Regions from separate parts of the Homo sapiens genome. Here region 2 is linked to region 1. A link is a loop called in an ENCODE intact Hi-C map of the cell type or tissue named here. Cell type or tissue: endothelial cell of umbilical vein. All regions are shown on one strand. Each heading gives the region's core, and the rest is flanking DNA. Links, peaks and the distances in the headings are about the cores only. Region 1 holds the start of MIR6740 (microRNA 6740). Region 2 overlaps SHISA4 (shisa family member 4).

The links. Peaks named below come from ENCODE experiments on the same cell type or tissue, not always from the same donor. Only the 100,000 strongest peaks of a DNase experiment are listed, where the experiment ranks them.
Region 2: it touches region 1 in a loop (9-fold over the local background); 5 of 110 quality-filtered maps call a loop at or near these places.

The regions. Positions count from the first base shown.
Region 1 is chr1:201,996,342-202,004,663 of GRCh38, forward strand. It overlaps RNPEP (arginyl aminopeptidase), which reads left to right. Exons shown (of 11, transcript NM_020216.4): 5 at 978-1,213; 6 at 3,561-3,674; 7 at 5,035-5,147; 8 at 5,318-5,426; 9 at 6,896-7,120; 10 at 8,013-8,155. ELF3-AS1 (ELF3 antisense RNA 1) reads right to left here. Exons shown (of 2, transcript NR_146472.1): 2 at 3,710-3,986. It overlaps MIR6740 (microRNA 6740), which reads left to right and starts at 6,783; the gene lies at 6,783-6,895. RefSeq lists an enhancer at 7,991-8,322. In endothelial cell of umbilical vein, for the core only: a CTCF peak has its summit at 3,464 (motif pointing right); no DNase peak of the experiment used is centred there.
Region 2 is chr1:201,891,461-201,899,782 of GRCh38, forward strand. SHISA4 (shisa family member 4) reads left to right here. Exons shown (of 5, transcript NM_198149.3): 4 at 1-108; 5 at 340-1,127. The coding sequence ends at 386. LMOD1 (leiomodin 1) reads right to left here. Exons shown (of 3, transcript NM_012134.3): 2 at 7,777-8,322; 3 at 4,996-6,938. The coding sequence ends at 6,912. Among named protein-coding and RNA genes, the nearest start is that of SHISA4, 6.7 kb to the left of the region's middle. RefSeq lists an enhancer at 4,682-4,751. In endothelial cell of umbilical vein, for the core only: a CTCF peak has its summit at 4,612 (motif pointing right); a DNase peak (open chromatin) is centred at 4,651.

The sequences.
Region 1 (8,322 bases), core at 261-8,260:
CCACCTCCTGCCTCCCAGAGCAAAGTTTCCCTGATCCCAGAAGTGAAGGAGAGGAGGAAGAGAGGAGGGTATGAGCCAGGCTTCTCACTGTTGCTGAGGAGAGGGCCTAGGAGATGAGGTTCTTTGTGTGTGTGTGTGTGTGTGTGTGTGTGTGTGTGTGTGTGTGTTTTGAGATGGAGTCTCGCTCTGTCACCCAGGCTGGAGGGCAGTGGCGTGATCTCAGCTCACTGCAACCTCCACCTCCCAGGTTCAAGCGATTCTCCTGCCTCAGCCTCCAGAGTAGCTGGGATTACAGACGCCCTCCACCACACTCAGCTAATTTTTGTATTTTTAGTAGAGACAGGGTTTCACCATGTTGGCCAGGCTGGTCTCGAACTCCTGACCTCAGGTGATCTGTCCACCTTGGTCCCAAAGTGCTGGGATTACAGGTGTGAGCCACCAGGCCCGGCAGAGAAGAGGTTCTTGAGGTGTTCAAAATGTGACCTGCAGTTGCCAAGTTTGAGATGGGGCAGCACCGTCAAGGTCCTTTGTTGACCTGTGTTTTCCCATTGCTGGAAGTTTCCCCACACTCTGTTTTTAACTTTGACATCTTCAGACTTTAGGCTCCTTAGATAAAAGGCTCCAGGTTGGTCTTTATGACCCCAAGTTGGCCTCCAGGGAACTCCATGTGATGGAGCTGATAATACATTTATCACCTCCACCCCTGCTTGGAAGGAGAGAGGGAAACAAATGCCTGGAGAGTGAGCTCCAGGAGAGCAGACACCACCTCGATGAGGGAAGTCCCAGCAAGGCAGGGGAGCCACGTGGGAGAAGCATTGAGGAGCCTGGGCTTTATTTTCCGCACTGGGCCCGAAGTCGTACTCTGCCTGTTTAGTGACTGCATCTGTTAGGGCTTGGAAATAGGCTGGAAAGGGAGGCGAGGTAGGGTCTGCTCCGGGAAGCCAGGGCCTCTTGGTGACCTCCCCGCTTCTCGGCAGGTATGACTTGCTCTTCATGCCACCGTCCTTTCCATTTGGAGGAATGGAGAACCCTTGTCTGACCTTTGTCACCCCCTGCCTGCTAGCTGGGGACCGCTCCTTGGCAGATGTCATCATCCATGAGATCTCCCACAGTTGGTTTGGGAACCTGGTCACCAACGCCAACTGGGGTGAATTCTGGCTCAATGAAGGTTTCACCATGTACGCCCAGAGGAGGATCTCCACCATCCTCTTTGGTAAAGTGCCCACCCCTCTCCTAAGGAGTCTGCCTCCCATTCTTAACCTGTGGGGCCAGTGTGATCTCCTTATGGGGTTTCAGAATACAAGTGGGTGTGAAGAGACGAGGCAGTAGTGTGTATCCAACATTTTTCTGTATGTATGAATTGTCAAACCACACATGGTTTGACAACTGACTTTTTTTTAAAAAAACATTTCCCCAGGTCATTAGTTTTTTTTTTTTTTGAGACAGAGTTTTGCTCTTGTTGCCCAGGCTGGAGTGCAATGGCACGATCTCGGCTCACTGCAACCTCCACCTCCCGGCTTCAAGCGATTCTCCTGCCTCAGCCTCCCGAGTAGCTGGGATTACAGGCATGCGCCACCACACCTGGCTAATTTTGTATTTTTAGAAGAGACGAGGTTTCTCCATGTTGGTCAGGCTGGTCTCGAACTCATGACCTCAGGTGATCCAACCTCCTCGGCCTCTCAAAGTGCCAGGATTACAGGCGTGAGCCACCATGCCCAGCCCATTAGATTTTCTTCTATAGCTGCATATATGGATGTTTTTTAATTTACTGGTTGTTTCCAATTTTCCATTGAAATATGTTGACAAATTTCCTTACACATAAATGTCTATTCATATCAGATGATTTCAACAATGATAAATTCTTAGAAACATAATTTCTGGGTCTGAACTTTTTTTTTTTTTTTTTTTTTGAGACAGAGTCTTGTTCTGTTGCCAGGCTGGAGTGCAGCGTTGCAATCTCGGCTCATTGCAACCTCCACCTCCGTAGTTCAAGCAATTCTCCTGCCTCAGCTCCCCCACATCCCACTCCCTGTAGCTGGGATTACAGGCATGCACCACCATGCCCAGCTAGTTTTTATGTTTTTAGTAGAGACAGGATTTCGGCATATTGGCCAGACTGGTCTTGAACTCCTGGCCTCAAGTGACCTGCCTGTCTAAGCCTCCCAAAGTGCTGAGACAACAGCTGTGAGCCACTGCGCCCGGCCCTGAACGTTTTAAATTACATAGTCTTTTTAGTACATATTGTCCATTATCTTCCAGAAAGTTTGTACAAATTCTGTACTTTCATTCAGAATATATATAGCAAGAGCCTGTTTGTGAATATCTTAATCAGCCATTAGGAATCCTGCAAGCAAATATTTTTATCCCATTGTACAGTTGAAGAAACTGAGGCTGAGAGAGGCTAAGCCACTTACTCAGAGTCAAAACATCTAGGAAAGGGCAGAGCTGGCTGGTTCCAAAACCCTGTGCCCCACCCCTCCACTGTTCCCTCAGTCATTGTTTTTAATGCAGAAGGAGACTTAGAGATCCTTAAAAATTTGGGGTTGATAATTTCTTTTGTCTGACAGAAACAGTTAGATGAAAATAATTCTAAGTTTTCACAGAAGATCAAGTCATTGCCAGGCATGGTGGCTCACGCCTGAGGCAGGTGGATCACCTGAGGTCAGGAGTTTGAGACCAGCCTGACCAAAATGGTGAAACCCCCGTCTCTACTAAAAATACAAAAATTAGCCAGGCATCATGGTGTGTGCCTGTAGTCCCAGCTACTTGGTAAGCTGAGATAGGAGAATTGCTTGAATCCAGGAGGTGGAGGATGCAGTGAGCCGAGATCGTGCCACTGCACTCCAGCCTGGGCAACAGAGCGAGACTCTGTCTCAAAAAAAAAAAAAAAATCAAATCATTTTCTAAAAATAAGGCCGGGGGCTGGGCGTGGTGGTTCACGCTTGTAATCCCAGCACTTTGGGAGGCCAAGGCGGGCATATCACCTGAGATCAGGAGTTTGAGCTTGGCCAACGTGGTAAAGCCCCCTCTCTACTAAAAATACAAAAATTAGCTGGGCGTGGTGGTGCACACCTGTAATCCCGGCTACTCAGGAGGCTGATGCAGAAGAATCGCTTGAACCCAGGAGGAGACGGAGGTTGCAGTGAGCCAAGATCACGCCATTGCACTCCAGCCTGGGTGACAGAGTGAGGCTTTGTCTCAAAAAATAAAATAATAAAATAAATGAAATAAGATAAAATAAAAATACAGTACTTTGATAAGGAAAGGTAACTGTCAGAAAGGTGCGATTCCCCCAGTCCTCACTTAGGAGAGAGACCAACAGCCTGAGTTAACCAAGTCCTTTGTAGCCCACAGCAACAGGGAGCTAGGGACTGAGTCAGGCTCTCTGTAACTGTCCCTATTTGCCCTGGGTCCCCAGGAGGGTAATGTTATTAAGCTTCAGGTATCTGTCGCTGTTCTTCTTGAGGCCACAAGGAGGCAGCACAGTGTCTCTGTCAGGAAAATACACTTGGATGTGGTGACAGACGTTTTCCCGAGGCTTACGTTTGATTCTGCACCAGGCGCTGCGTACACCTGCTTGGAGGCTGCAACGGGGCGGGCTCTGCTGCGTCAGCACATGGACATCACTGGAGAGGAAAACCCACTCAACAAGCTCCGCGTGAAGATTGAACCAGGTCCAGGAGGCTCCTCTGTCTGACACCCACTCCCCTCAATTGAGCTTGGAGCCCCAAGTTAATGCGAACTTCATGTTGATCAGTGCACGCTTAGAATACTTTATTTGGAGGGAGGGGCACTCCAGAGCTCTTTGTAGCCAATTCTCTGGCCCCTGGGCTGACTGAACCCAAGCCATTGCAGCCAGATAGGAGTTCTGTCCAGTCTGTGCGGTTCGTGATGACTTCACCATTGCTTTGCATTTGCACAAGTCCATATCGTTTTACCAGGCTCTTTCGCATTCCTTCATGATCATCAGGGCAGATCTGTGGATTCTGTAGAATAAAAGCATTAGCCTTATTTTACAGAGGATGGGACTGAGTGCCAGACAAGTTAAGTGTCTTGTCCAGGTCATGTACCTAATCAGTGCATGACTGCAACTGAGATCCGGGTCCTCTCTCCAAATTCAGATCTTTTTACTTCCTAACATTTTCCTTCATTCCATGTGTGACTAATCTGAAACCTTTTTATGCAATTGAAGCTCATGTTCCTTGATGCCGTTAAGTTTGCAGATGAATTTCTTAGAGACGGGTAATTAGTTTTAGCCTGGAACAGCTGTAAAAACAACACATTGGCTGGGCATGGTGGTTCACGCCTGTAATCCCAGGTCAAAGCGGGTGGATCATGAGGTCAAGAGTTCGAGACCAGCCTAGCCAATATGGAGAACCCTGTCTCTACTAAAAATACAAAAATTAGCTGGGTGTGGTGATGCACACCTGTAATCCCAGCTACTGGGGAGGCTGAGGCAGGAGAATCGCTCGACCCCAGGAGGCAGAGGTTGCAGTGAGCTGAGATCGTGCCACTGCACTCCAGCCTGGGTGATAGAGCAAGACTCCGTCTTAAAAAAAAAAAAAAAAAAACATTGATCTGGGAGGGTAGGTTGAGTATTTAGGTGGTGACCAATAGGGATGGAAAAGACACAGCTTGGTGCTCAGTGGGAAATGCTGATGGAACCTACCCACACAAAGTGTATCCTGGGACTAAGGAAATGTGTCCGCTCCTCTGGAAGGCTGGTTTCTCTGTCTTCATATTAGATCCACAGTGAATGGCCCTCTGAGATCTTGGAAGTACCTTGAGAGAGGCCAATATCTGGAGAGAGATCTTGGCCTTGAGATAGAGATCTTAAGAGAGAGAGTCTTGGCCTTGAGAGAGTCCAAGATCTGGAGAGAGGCCAGGATCTGGACACCTTCTTGGCCTTGCTGTCCCTGGGGAAGCTGAATTCTGATCTCTTCCATCGCTAGTCTTTGACTGTGGAGCTAGAGAAGAACGTTACGGGTGACAGGCTACAAAAGCTCAAATCTTGTCTGCTTTCTCCTCTGCCAGGCGTTGACCCGGACGACACCTATAATGAGACCCCCTACGAGAAAGGTTTCTGCTTTGTTTCATACCTGGCCCACTTGGTGGGTGATCAGGATCAGTTTGACAGTTTTCTCAAGGTATAGTCACATGAGGGGAGAAGGAAGAGGAGCGGATAAAGCCACTGGGCCTGATCAAGGGTAGAGGCAGGGGGCGAAAGATGTAAGGGGTTGGAGGAGGACCCAGGACACAGAGGGACACCACTCCCCACGGGGCCAGAGAGGGTCTAAAGAGCTTTCCCTCCTCACAGGCCTATGTGCATGAATTCAAATTCCGAAGCATCTTAGCCGATGACTTTCTGGACTTCTACTTGGAATATTTCCCTGAGCTTAAGAAAAAGAGAGTGGATATCATTCCAGGTAAGCAGAGGAACTGGCCCACAGGCTTCTAAAAAATAGTAGAGAATGAGATCTCATTGACACTCGGAAAGATGGTGGTGGATGGGAAAACACTGGGTCAGAGTCAGCTAGGTAGGGGCGTTTTGGGAAGCAAACCCAGAATCCTGGGATTTATTCCACAAGAATGACTTCTTTTCACTCCTCTCTGCCTCATTTTCTCCCAGTCTGTTTCCTTACTCTCTCCTCTCACCTGGACACACAGTCAGACCCTTAACTTGCCTGGAGAGCTGCCACTGCTGCCGCACCACTGCCCCAAGCTAAAACTCACAGGGCAGGAGCGGAGGCAGCACCCCTCCTACAGCCTTCTGAGTGAAGGCAACCCCAGTGGCCCTCCTTATTTCTTTCTTTCTTTTCTTTTCTTTTTTTTTTTTTTTGAGATGGAGTTTCGCTCTTGTTGCCCAGGCTGGAGTGCAATGGCACGATCTCGGCTCACCGCAACCTCCGCCTGCCGGGTTCAAGCGATTCTCCTGCCTCAGCCTCCCGAGTAGCTGGGATTACAGGCACGCGCCACCACGCCCGGCTATTTTGTATTTTTAGTAGAGACGGGGTTTCTCCATGTTGGTCAGGCTGGTCTCGAACTCCTGACCTCAGGTGATCCACCTGCCTCGGCCTCCCAAAGTGCTGGGATTACAGGCGTGAGCCGCTGTGCCCAGCCGCCAGTTTCTGCCTGGGAGGTACCACTTCCAAAGAAAAAACGAAAAATGTCCTGTCATGGAAGACACAATCCATTAGACATACCCCCACTTCTTGCTGTGACCTGAACCTTGAGTCACTCTATTGTTGGTTTGATGAAGTCCGCGTCCTCTGACAGTAGGATTGGTCAGGACTTTAGCAGCACCTACTGTTCGGTTGGAGGCTTGCATTTTAATGCGGGGACTCCGGAGCTAATGGTAGTTAATAATTCCAGAGTACTTACTATGCATCAGGCGATACGCTAAGCTTTTAATGTTTATTTGCTCATGTAATCCTCATAACCATCACGGAGGCAGGGCCTATCACCCCCACTTTATAGATAAAACTGAGGTGCAGAGAGGTGAAGTAACATGCCCGTGGCCTCCCAGCTGGTTAATGACAGAGCAGGGGTAGGAACCCAGGCAGCCTGGTCCTAGAGCCTGGGTGCTTAAGTACAGTGTGGTTGTGATCGGTAGGAGAATGTGCACGTGAATAGAGCATCCACCAACTTGGCTCTGACAACACAGTGCTAATTTGGAGCGAAAAGCACTTTCACGGTCGAAACGGCACAGTCTCTAGATGTCGTTATAACTAGGACCCTGCTGGAGCGAATAGTTACATGGGAAAGTAATGTTAAATGCTGGGGAAAGAGTTTGGGATGGAGAGAGGAGAAACTTGAGGTCTCTGGGAGTTGCTTAAACCAGTTGACCGTAACCTGGCCAGAGAATTCTGATAGTGTCTTCTCTCCTCCCAAACAGGTTTTGAGTTTGATCGATGGCTGAATACCCCCGGCTGGCCCCCGTACCTCCCTGATCTCTCCCCTGGGGACTCACTCATGAAGCCTGCTGAAGAGCTAGCCCAACTGTGGGCAGCCGAGGAGCTGGACATGAAGGCCATTGAAGCCGTGGCCATCTCTCCCTGGAAGACCTACCAGCTGGTCTACTTCCTGGATAAGATCCTCCAGAAATCCCCTCTCCCTCCTGGTAAGAAAAAATGGTGAACCAGGGCTCCTTGTGTGCACAGCTTTATGTCAGGGGCTAGAGGGAGGCTCACAAAAAGTAGTGATGCTTGCCCCTAGGGAACTGCCACGTACACTAGGGAGGCTGGCACTCCACAAGGAATGTGCCACCGGGAGGTTATGGGTTAGGGGACTGCCACGTACACTAGGGAGGCTGGCACTCCACAAGGAATGTGCCATCGGGAGGTTATGGGTTCTACTTACAAGCACCTCAAGGACAAAGTCACAAAGCCTGGCATTGCTCAAGTCCGAAGCTCCTGCAGGCGACTCTTGTAAGGCTTTTGTGTCTATTAAGTCATTTAATTCCCACAACTCCTCTGGGAAGTAGGCGGTGTGATGTTAATACCCAGGTGACAGAATGAACTTGAGGTACAAACAGTTCGCACAGAACCCAGTCATCCAGAGCTCTCAACCTCTAATGCTTTGTGGCTGCTCAGTCAACATAATATTCACCAAGGGGTTAAAAAAAAGTTAGAGCCAAGATGACTTTTAGCAGATGAGTGGTAGGAGAAAAAATGGGACAGATATTGGGGGAATATGTCTGCTTTAATCTTGCTCTGTCGACCAGGCTGGAGTGCCGTGGTGCTATTGGCTCACAGCAACCTCCACCTTCTGAGTTCAAGTGATTCTTGATTCTAGCACCTCAGCCTCCAAGTAGCTGGGATTACAGGCGTGCGCCACCACACCCGGCCAGTTTTGTTTGGTATTTTTAGTAGAGATGGGGTTTCGCCATATTGGCCAGGCTGGTCTCACATTCCTGACCTCAAGTGATCCGCCCACCTCAGCCTCCCAAAATTCTAGTATTACAGGTGTGACCCACCGTGACCAGCCACAAACCATTTCTTTCTCTTCTCCAGGGAATGTGAAAAAACTTGGAGACACATACCCAAGTATCTCAAATGCCCGGAATGCAGAGCTCCGGCTGCGATGGGGCCAAATCGTCCTTAAGAACGACCACCAGGAAGATTTCTGGAAAGTGAAGGAGTTCCTGCATAACCAGGTGGGTGACCCCTGCCTCGCTGTTCCCGAAAGCACACTGGGACCCACTCGGCCATATGTGAAGTAATCATGTGGGCAGGGCTCATCTAGGACTCATCTGAGGCACAGAGGGAGGGGCAAATGACCTGAGGACCCTACCACTCAGCCTCTTTACTAGTGTGGCTTTGA
Region 2 (8,322 bases), core at 19-8,018, 110 kb before region 1:
CCAAAGCTGGCCCTGCACCCCCACAGCCTGGCTTCATATACCCACCTAGTGGTCCTGCTCCCCAATATCCACTCTACCCAGCTGGGCCCCCAGTCTACAACCCTGCAGGTAAGTAAGCAATCTGGAGCCCCTTGCTGCTGCCTTCCCCCACCCCTTGCCCTGCGACCTCCCCTGTGCCTCTCTCATTCTCAGATTCCCTCTCCCAGACTTCCTCCACCTCTAGCCCGAAACCTCCAGGCCCACTCTTCCCTATGGGTCCTGTCTGCCCCGGGGGCAGGGGTGTTACTTTTCGTCCACCTATGCCACCACTCACCCTCATCCTGTCTCTTTGGCTTTCAGCTCCTCCTCCCTATATGCCACCACAGCCCTCTTACCCGGGAGCCTGAGGAACCAGCCATGTCTCTGCTGCCCCTTCAGTGATGCCAACCTTGGGAGATGCCCTCATCCTGTACCTGCATCTGGTCCTGGGGGTGGCAGGAGTCCTCCAGCCACCAGGCCCCAGACCAAGCCAAGCCCTGGGCCCTACTGGGGACAGAGCCCCAGGGAAGTGGAACAGGAGCTGAACTAGAACTATGAGGGGTTGGGGGGAGGGCTTGGAATTATGGGCTATTTTTACTGGGGGCAAGGGAGGGAGATGACAGCCTGGGTCACAGTGCCTGTTTTCAAATAGTCCCTCTGCTCCCAAGATCCCAGCCAGGAAGGCTGGGGCCCTACTGTTTGTCCCCTCTGGGCTGGGGTGGGGGGAGGGAGGAGGTTCCGTCAGCAGCTGGCAGTAGCCCTCCTCTCTGGCTGCCCCACTGGCCACATCTCTGGCCTGCTAGATTAAAGCTGTAAAGACATAACTCATATCAGTCGCATCATTGGACCCATCCACACCTTCCAGGAACACCGCCTTCAGCTGGGCCCAGACTGTTGCCCACTCCATATTCCAAAAGTAGGGGAGGGCCAGCACCAGCATCGGAGCACAGCACCATCCTCACCCCCATCCACAAGCAGACCAAGGCGGACTGTTCCTGGCTTCCTAAAGGCTTCCTAAAGACAATGAGGTGAATTTTGCCACAGCTCTGAAGAGATGCTCGTTTGCACTACAGATATTCCCTGCTAGGGATCAACAGCTCTACAACAGCTGAGGCACTGCTAACTGTACAAAGGCAGTTCCCATTCAGGTACCCTTAGATTCATTCTGGGCCCCACCACTTTCTGACCTTGGCCATGTCTCCAAAGGTTCCCAAGCCTCAATGTCCTTATCTATAGAATGGAGATAGGACAGGTGCGGTAGCTCATGCCTGTAATCTCAGTACTTTGAGAGGCCAAGGGGGGGGGATCGCCTGAGGTCAGGAGTTCAAGACCAGCCTGGCCAACATGGTGAATCCCTGTCTCTGCTAATATACAAAAAAAAATTAGCCAGGCATTGTGGCAGGCGCCTGTAATCCCAGCTACTCGGGAGGCTAAGGCAGGAGAATCGCTTGAACCCAGGAGGCTGGGGTTACATTGAGCCGAGATTGCGCCACTGTACTCCAGCCTGGGCAACAGAACCAGGATCTGTCTCTAAATAAATAAATAAAAATAAATAAATAAATAAATCAAATGGGGATAATACCCCATGGCTGTCAGGAGGGTGAAATAGTATGTACATGAAACTGTTAGTCCTGTGCTTTCCTTCCTGATTAGAGATCCTAGAACTAGGAGCCAGGTAGAGACACTGGGTGACCCAAGAATCTGGTGCAAGGTGCTTCTGTCAGCTGCTTGGGTTGCCAGTCCCCAGGCCCATGTCTGTGACCCCCACTGAGCCACACAGTGGGGGATATGACCTTTTCTCCCCCTCCTCCCACAAATATTGCCTAGAAGAGCCCCCCTACCTCTGGAGCTGCCTGGCTGTCTTCCCTCTCCTTGTTCCCTGGGGTCATGGTCCTTGTGCTCTCAGGACTTGTCTGGTGACAGATCCAGGGAAGGAAGTTTTATTGTTTTTAACTCAAGTGGGAAAAGTGTCAGCTCAGCTTGGCAAAGCCCCACCAATGAAGAGCCCCTCCCCTCTCCAAGCCCCTTATCCAAGTATCCTCTAAGCCCAGCCCTCCTTTTCTCCCCATCCACAGGTACTCCAGCCCCACTGCAGCCTCAGGCTTTGCTCTCCTGCCCTGCCCGCTCAGACCTCTGGGATCCTGCAGCCCAGCTGGGTTCTGGATATGGCCGTTGTGCTGACCATGCCCCCAGGGCCTTCTGCCACCCACATACTCTTGAGGATTATCTCTTGTCACGCAGCCTGGAAGGCAAGAGCTCCTGGGCCAGGGTTTTGGGGCCAGGGTCAGAAATTCCCCTGGGCAGAGCTCTGCCCCTAGATTCATGGCTTTCCCCTTCCCAGTGAAATCTTCATGGGGCCCACATGTCTGCCCCTGGATCAGACCCAGACAGGGAGGGGCTGCTGATGCTGGTAGAGACAGAGCTGAGGCCACAGGTACAAATCCTCTTTCTCTTTGAGGGTGGGGACAAGAGGTGGGAGCTGGAGCCCTGGAGTGCCTGGCTTCACAATTTAGGAAAGAGGGTCTCCAAGTCATCTGAGGTTTGGAGTGCAGTCTCCTCTCTCCTGAAGCTGGGAGCTGGAAGAGATCTACATATTAAGGTTTTTTAGTTTCTCCGAGAAATGATGTGTAAATGTATGCAAGGTGATGCCAGTCAGAATTAATTATCCTTGAATCAACAACCTGGTGCCAATGAAAAAATGCTTTGTAGTCTGGGATAGGAGGCAGGTTTACCCTAGCCATAGCTGAGACTGGAAGAGTAGAGTTGCCCCATTTCCAGTCAACTAACTCTGCAAAACACTGAAGAGAATTCTAAGAAAAGGAGCAAAACTGTGACAGAGTAGGACTTTCACATGCTCTGAGCAGTGAAGAGGTCTCTCACATATCCTGGAGTTCTTTAAATGGAGGCAATCACCCCTACGTCTCTTCCCAAACCACTGCAGTCTCCTCTGACCCCACCTCATCTGACTCATCATCTGGGAAACAAGGGGAGCCCAGCAGGGCCAGGGGAGTACAAAGCTGTAGTTGCCCCTCCGGATCGCCTTGTTCCTCAGCTAGCACCCCTGAAAGCCAATCAGGCACTCTATAAGGGCAGGCAGGAGTGAGGGTGGGAGGGGCAGTGTCCCTCAAGGATTGGGGGACCTCAATAGTGTCAATAGGGTCCTGCTAGGCTGGGAGGGAATGGTGAATCCCCCAAAGGGCGGTCTGGAAGGCACATGTGGAGAAGAGGGGCATTTTTAGACAAAAGCAAGAGGAGTGCATTCTTAGGGCAGGAATCTTGCCAGGCTGGGCCTGCTCAAGGGAAAGCGGATCTCACAGGTGGATGGGAGGGGTCAGGTGCAGGGGAAGGAGCTAGGGCAGGGACACATGGAAATACAATGGGCAGGGGGAGAAAGGTTGGCAAGAAAGGAGAGACACCTTGGGTGAGGGGAGAAGGGGAGCCCCCCACAAGAGGTGAACAGAAGGGAGGTACTTCAGGCAAAGAGTAAAGGAGGGAGGGGCAAGTAAGGGAAGGGCCCTAGAGGGCTGGAGGAAGGAGGGAGGGAGGGAGGGGTAGGAGGGGCATAGACAGGATGAGTGGGAGGTGCTGGGGGAAGGGTGCTGAGGGGGGCCACACTCTCTTGGCCACTCTTAGGCCAGCAGCCTAGCCCAGCACCACAGCAACACAGGCCCTAGTTAGGCCAAACTCAGAGGTCAGGAGCCCCAGCCTGGCCATGCAGGGTGAAGGGTAGGGGGCAGCACATGGCACTCCCGACTTGGTGGTCCAGAAGCTCATGGGTGACCTGCATCCAGATCTCATGTTTCTTAAAGAGTGCCACATGTGTGACACAGTGCCCAGGCCTAGAGCCCCTTGCTCACCTGCAGGTTGAGCTTCTGTAAGGACAAGTGAGGCCAGCGCCTTGGCAGCTGCTGGTGCCTGCCATCCCACCCACAGCCAGCACCAGGGCCTAGGTCCCAGTGCTGGGAAGGTGGAGGGAAAGACGCTTTTCCCATCTGGATAGGACCAGGAGGCAAGAAGCTTGGGGTGCAACGGCTGGGCCCTGCGGGCCGGGAGAGCTGAGAGGTGAAGCCTCCCTTCCTTGCAGGTAGGAGCTAGGGAATGTGATTCTCCAGGAAGTGATGGAGGGTGGGGGGGCAGAGTGGAGGATATGACAGTGGGGGCTGCAGGCAGAGACCGTGGAGGTCAGACCGTGGCTTCATCCAGGTTGCTAGATGAACCCAGAGATAAGAGACTTGGGTTCAAATCCTGATTCATCAACTTCGACAAGTCATTTTCTATCTTCGAACCTCTTTTTTTGTCCTTGTACAGTACAGGCACCAGACAAGGATAGAGCCTTTCTGGATTTCCCTCTCTAAGTTTTAGGAAAGGAAGCAGGATAGATGGGTGACTGCCAGTGTTGGTGGGGCAGGTGGGCAGCAGTGGGTGCGTGGCGCAGCAGAAACACAGCCTCCAGAGTTTGGGCCCCTTTTCCGAAGCTCACCAGGCTATCTGCCCATCTTTTCCTCCCCCTCCCTCTAACTGCCTCCCTCCCCTGGTCCCTAGCACAGCTCCAGGGCACCCCTGGAGCAGCTGGAGAATCTGGGTTGCGGTCCACCCCCAGGTGGCGCTGTGCTCCCGCACCAGGTTCAAGTGCACTAGAGGAGTGATGACATCATCCAGGACGGAAACAGCATCCCCACCGCGGGAGCACCGAGGAAGAGGGCAGCTCACTTGTTGCTCAGGACAGTAGGGAGTGGTTTTTCTCTCTGGCTAAATCATGTTTGAAGTTTGGTAGAAAGGGCTTCCTAAGGTGACAGGTTCTATTGGACCCTTAAGATTTGGAGGCAGGTTGTTTGGGTTCAGGTGAGCGTCCAGTGCTTTCCTGCAGCACCGTCACAGCCTTATTTCAGTGAGGGAAGGAAGGGGAGCTGTTAATGAGAAGCAGTTCTATGGCCTGAAGACCTGGGCTCAAAACAAAACCAACAAACAAAACAGACCTGAGCTCTGACTTTTATTAGCTGTGTGATCATGGATATATTAGTTAACCTCTCTGGGCCAAATTCTATCTGCAAAATAGAATATTGGTATCCACCTCACAGAGTTGAAGGATCAGCTGAAGCAACCTAAAGCATCTAGCTAGTGCCCAGTGCCCAGCAGGCACAGGGGGGTGCAGTGGGACTGACAGTGAGGGCTGACAGTGGAAGCTCTAGCTGGCCTTAGCTCCAGCTCATACCCTTTAGGTCCAGGAGCCAGTGTGTGTCTGTCTCCTCTCCTCTGGGCCCAGTGATTGCTTAGGTGACTGGGGTGACAGGCAAGTGGGTGGAGGGAATGGAGAAGAGTGTACCCTGGGATCTGAGGGCTTTACCCCCAGGACTAGACTGCCCTCTGGTTTTGGTCAGACCTAGCACAGCGATCTTGCTTCCTAGCTGGGGCACCCCACCCTCACCTCAAAGATGGTGAAACTGCTGTGCCTCCTGCTGTTGAGGCAACCTGGAGGCAGAGAAACCTACAAGTGACACAGACCCAAGGTGGCAGTTCCACAGTGCCAAGGGGTGGCAGCACCTTCAAGAGAATGAAATTCAGAAAGATGCCTTTCACCTACACCCGATGGTGGGCATGGCAGCATTGTCAGCATTCCTGCAGTTGGGGCAGGAAGTGGAATTGGTGAGCAGGTGGGGAGGGCTGGGGAAGATGAGGCCCCTCTGAGCCCTAGGGCACACAGATATGGGTGCTATTCTCCAAATAGTCACTCCACTTCTCTGCCTGCCGCCTTCCTGGGCCTGTGACTGCTGTGAGGACCTGGCCCTGAGCCCATGGTTAGGCAGAGTCATGGAATGAGCATCCCTGAACATGCCTAATATAGCCATCCCAGCACCCTGGGCTCCACTCTGCCCCAGCACCCCTGAGAACAACTCTGGCTACTGACTCCAGGCAGCAGGACTGGTTCAGGAGCAGACCTAGTAGAGGCCTGGCCTTCTAGACCTGGACAACCAGGTCAGTGGAGAGTCTTCTGCTTAGAGTTCAGATTTTCCTCCATGCTGCACTTTCTGAGGATGTGAATTTATTTCTTGGCCAACTCAAATAGTGTGGCAGGGAACCTGAGCTTCTAGAGTCCTCCAGGGAGCCCAGGGTTAGGATCAGGACTCACAGTTCAGGACAACAGGTGGGGCACAGCCATTCACAGCTAAAGGTTTGTATATATTATCAAAATCTTATGGAAAAACAGATACACAGCTATTCATACAGCAGCAGGTGGGTGTGAGGAAAATGTCTGCTTTGGCATCAAACCTTCAAGTCCAGCTGCTGTCTGTCCCACTCCTCCTGTCTGGAGCCTACTCCCATCAGGCACTGTGCATCCAGGCCACTGCCCCTGCCACATCCTCTAATTAGCCTGGACTTTGGGGTATCCTCAGCCCCTCCCCACGCTCCCCTTTGGGCCCCCATGCCTCTCCATCTTTCTGCCATTTTCCCACACAGAGTGCCACTGGCCCAGCAGCTTTGCCCCGTGGGCTCCTCAGAGGCCTGAATCCTGGCCCTGGAGGGCAGTGGGGCTGGGGTGGATGTGGTCCCTGTGGGACATCTTTCCTGGATCACAGGCCTTTTGCAGCTTGCCAGCTACATGGGCCCTGGACAGTGCCATCTTCTCAGTGATGTGCTAAAAGGACTCTTCTTGTCCAGAAACCTGAGCTCCATGTACTAAAGCAAAATTTGGAGAGCCTCAGAGACAAGAAAAGGAAAGTGAGAAGAGATAAGGCATCCTTCCTTGAGCGTGACCCAGGCCTGGACTCTCCCATGGCAGAATAGGGACATCCACAGCAGGTCAGCCAGGGATGGGGTGGGCAGGGTCTGTGTAGCCCTGGGAGGTGAGGCCTGAGCAGTCATGGCATTGGCAGATGGTGCCTGGCAGCCTGGTCCTACTGAAGCAGTTTGGGCACTTCCACCTGTAGGGGCAAAGTAGAGACAGGTTAGAGAAGGGAGCTCAGCCACCTCACCTCCCTCCCTACTGGAAGGACACACAAGACACTGCAATATGTTATGTCTGTGGAATGTGAATGAGGTGTTGACACTGAGGGAGCATTTTTCATTGTCTGTAAAAATTGGATGTCATTGAGTGACCACTGGAATTACAATTGAGATTTTCCTTTATCTCATGATACCTTGTCCCAGATGATGTTGTGGGGGTTGGGTATCCAACCAAATGGACAAACGATCGTGGACTTTGTCACCCAGGCCAGACTTCCAGGGGAGGCAGGGCTTGGAGAAGTAGGGTGTCCAGGGATGGCTCCTGTGTCCATGGCACTGGCTAGGCAAAGGTAGACTCTCCTGAGAGGTGAATCTCCCAGAGACCTTTCGGATGGACTGACCTGTAGGACTTGGCTGGTCCTGAGAGGAGGCTAAGTAAAACGTGGATCATTTTTGTTTGGGGAAATGGAGAAGACTTAAAGGAAGGACCCGAGGCAAAACTACTCTGTAGAGGCCATTTCTCCATTTTAAGGAGAAACAGGCTTCATTGCAGAATGAAAGAGAAGCATGGAGTGAGGTATTAAAGGAAGCTCCTTAAAGGAAGGGTAGAGTCTCAGCTCTAGGGGATATACAGGTGTGACCTGCCTGCAGGCAGGAGGATGCATGAGATGACCTGAAGTCCCCTATGGGCCCTGGGAGTCTATATCATCTGCAGCCGACATAAGCTCCTCTGCATGCCTTCCCTTTTGCAGTCCTACCCTCTCCTCCAGGCCCTACCCAGCCCCGCCCTGTTGGCTCATGCCCACAACTACTTAACTTCTTGAGCTGCTTGAGGTTGCTGGAGCGGATGGCAGCCAATAGCTGGTCACGGGAGTTCTTCTCCTGGGCAGGGAGGACTTTGTCTCCCATCTTCCTCTGGGTAGCTGGTGAGAGTGAATTCTTCAGGTTCTCCATGATAAGGGGTGGAGCCAAGGGAGGGGGAGGGGGTGGTGGGGCAGCTGGAGCACCCCCTTTTTTGGGTGAGTTCTTTGGAGAGGGCTTTGGAGATGGTTGAGGTGAAGGTTTTGGGGAGCCCTTAGCCACGGCCCCGGCCTTGGGTACCTCCAGCAGATCCTTCTTCTCTCCCTTGGCTTCCTGTGCCTGCCTTTGCTCCTGCAGCCGCTTTTGTCTCTGCTTGTCCATGTTGCGGCTGAGCAGATTGGTGACAGTCATTCGGGGCCCGGCCAGCTCAAAATGGTAGCCCAGCTTGAGCAGGGTAGTATTCTCCTTCAGCAGCTTGGCGATCTCCATCTCCGTCTTGCCTCCACAGATGTGTCGCTGGTTGTGGAAGCGGAGCTCGGTCAGCGTGTTGTTCTGGAGGAG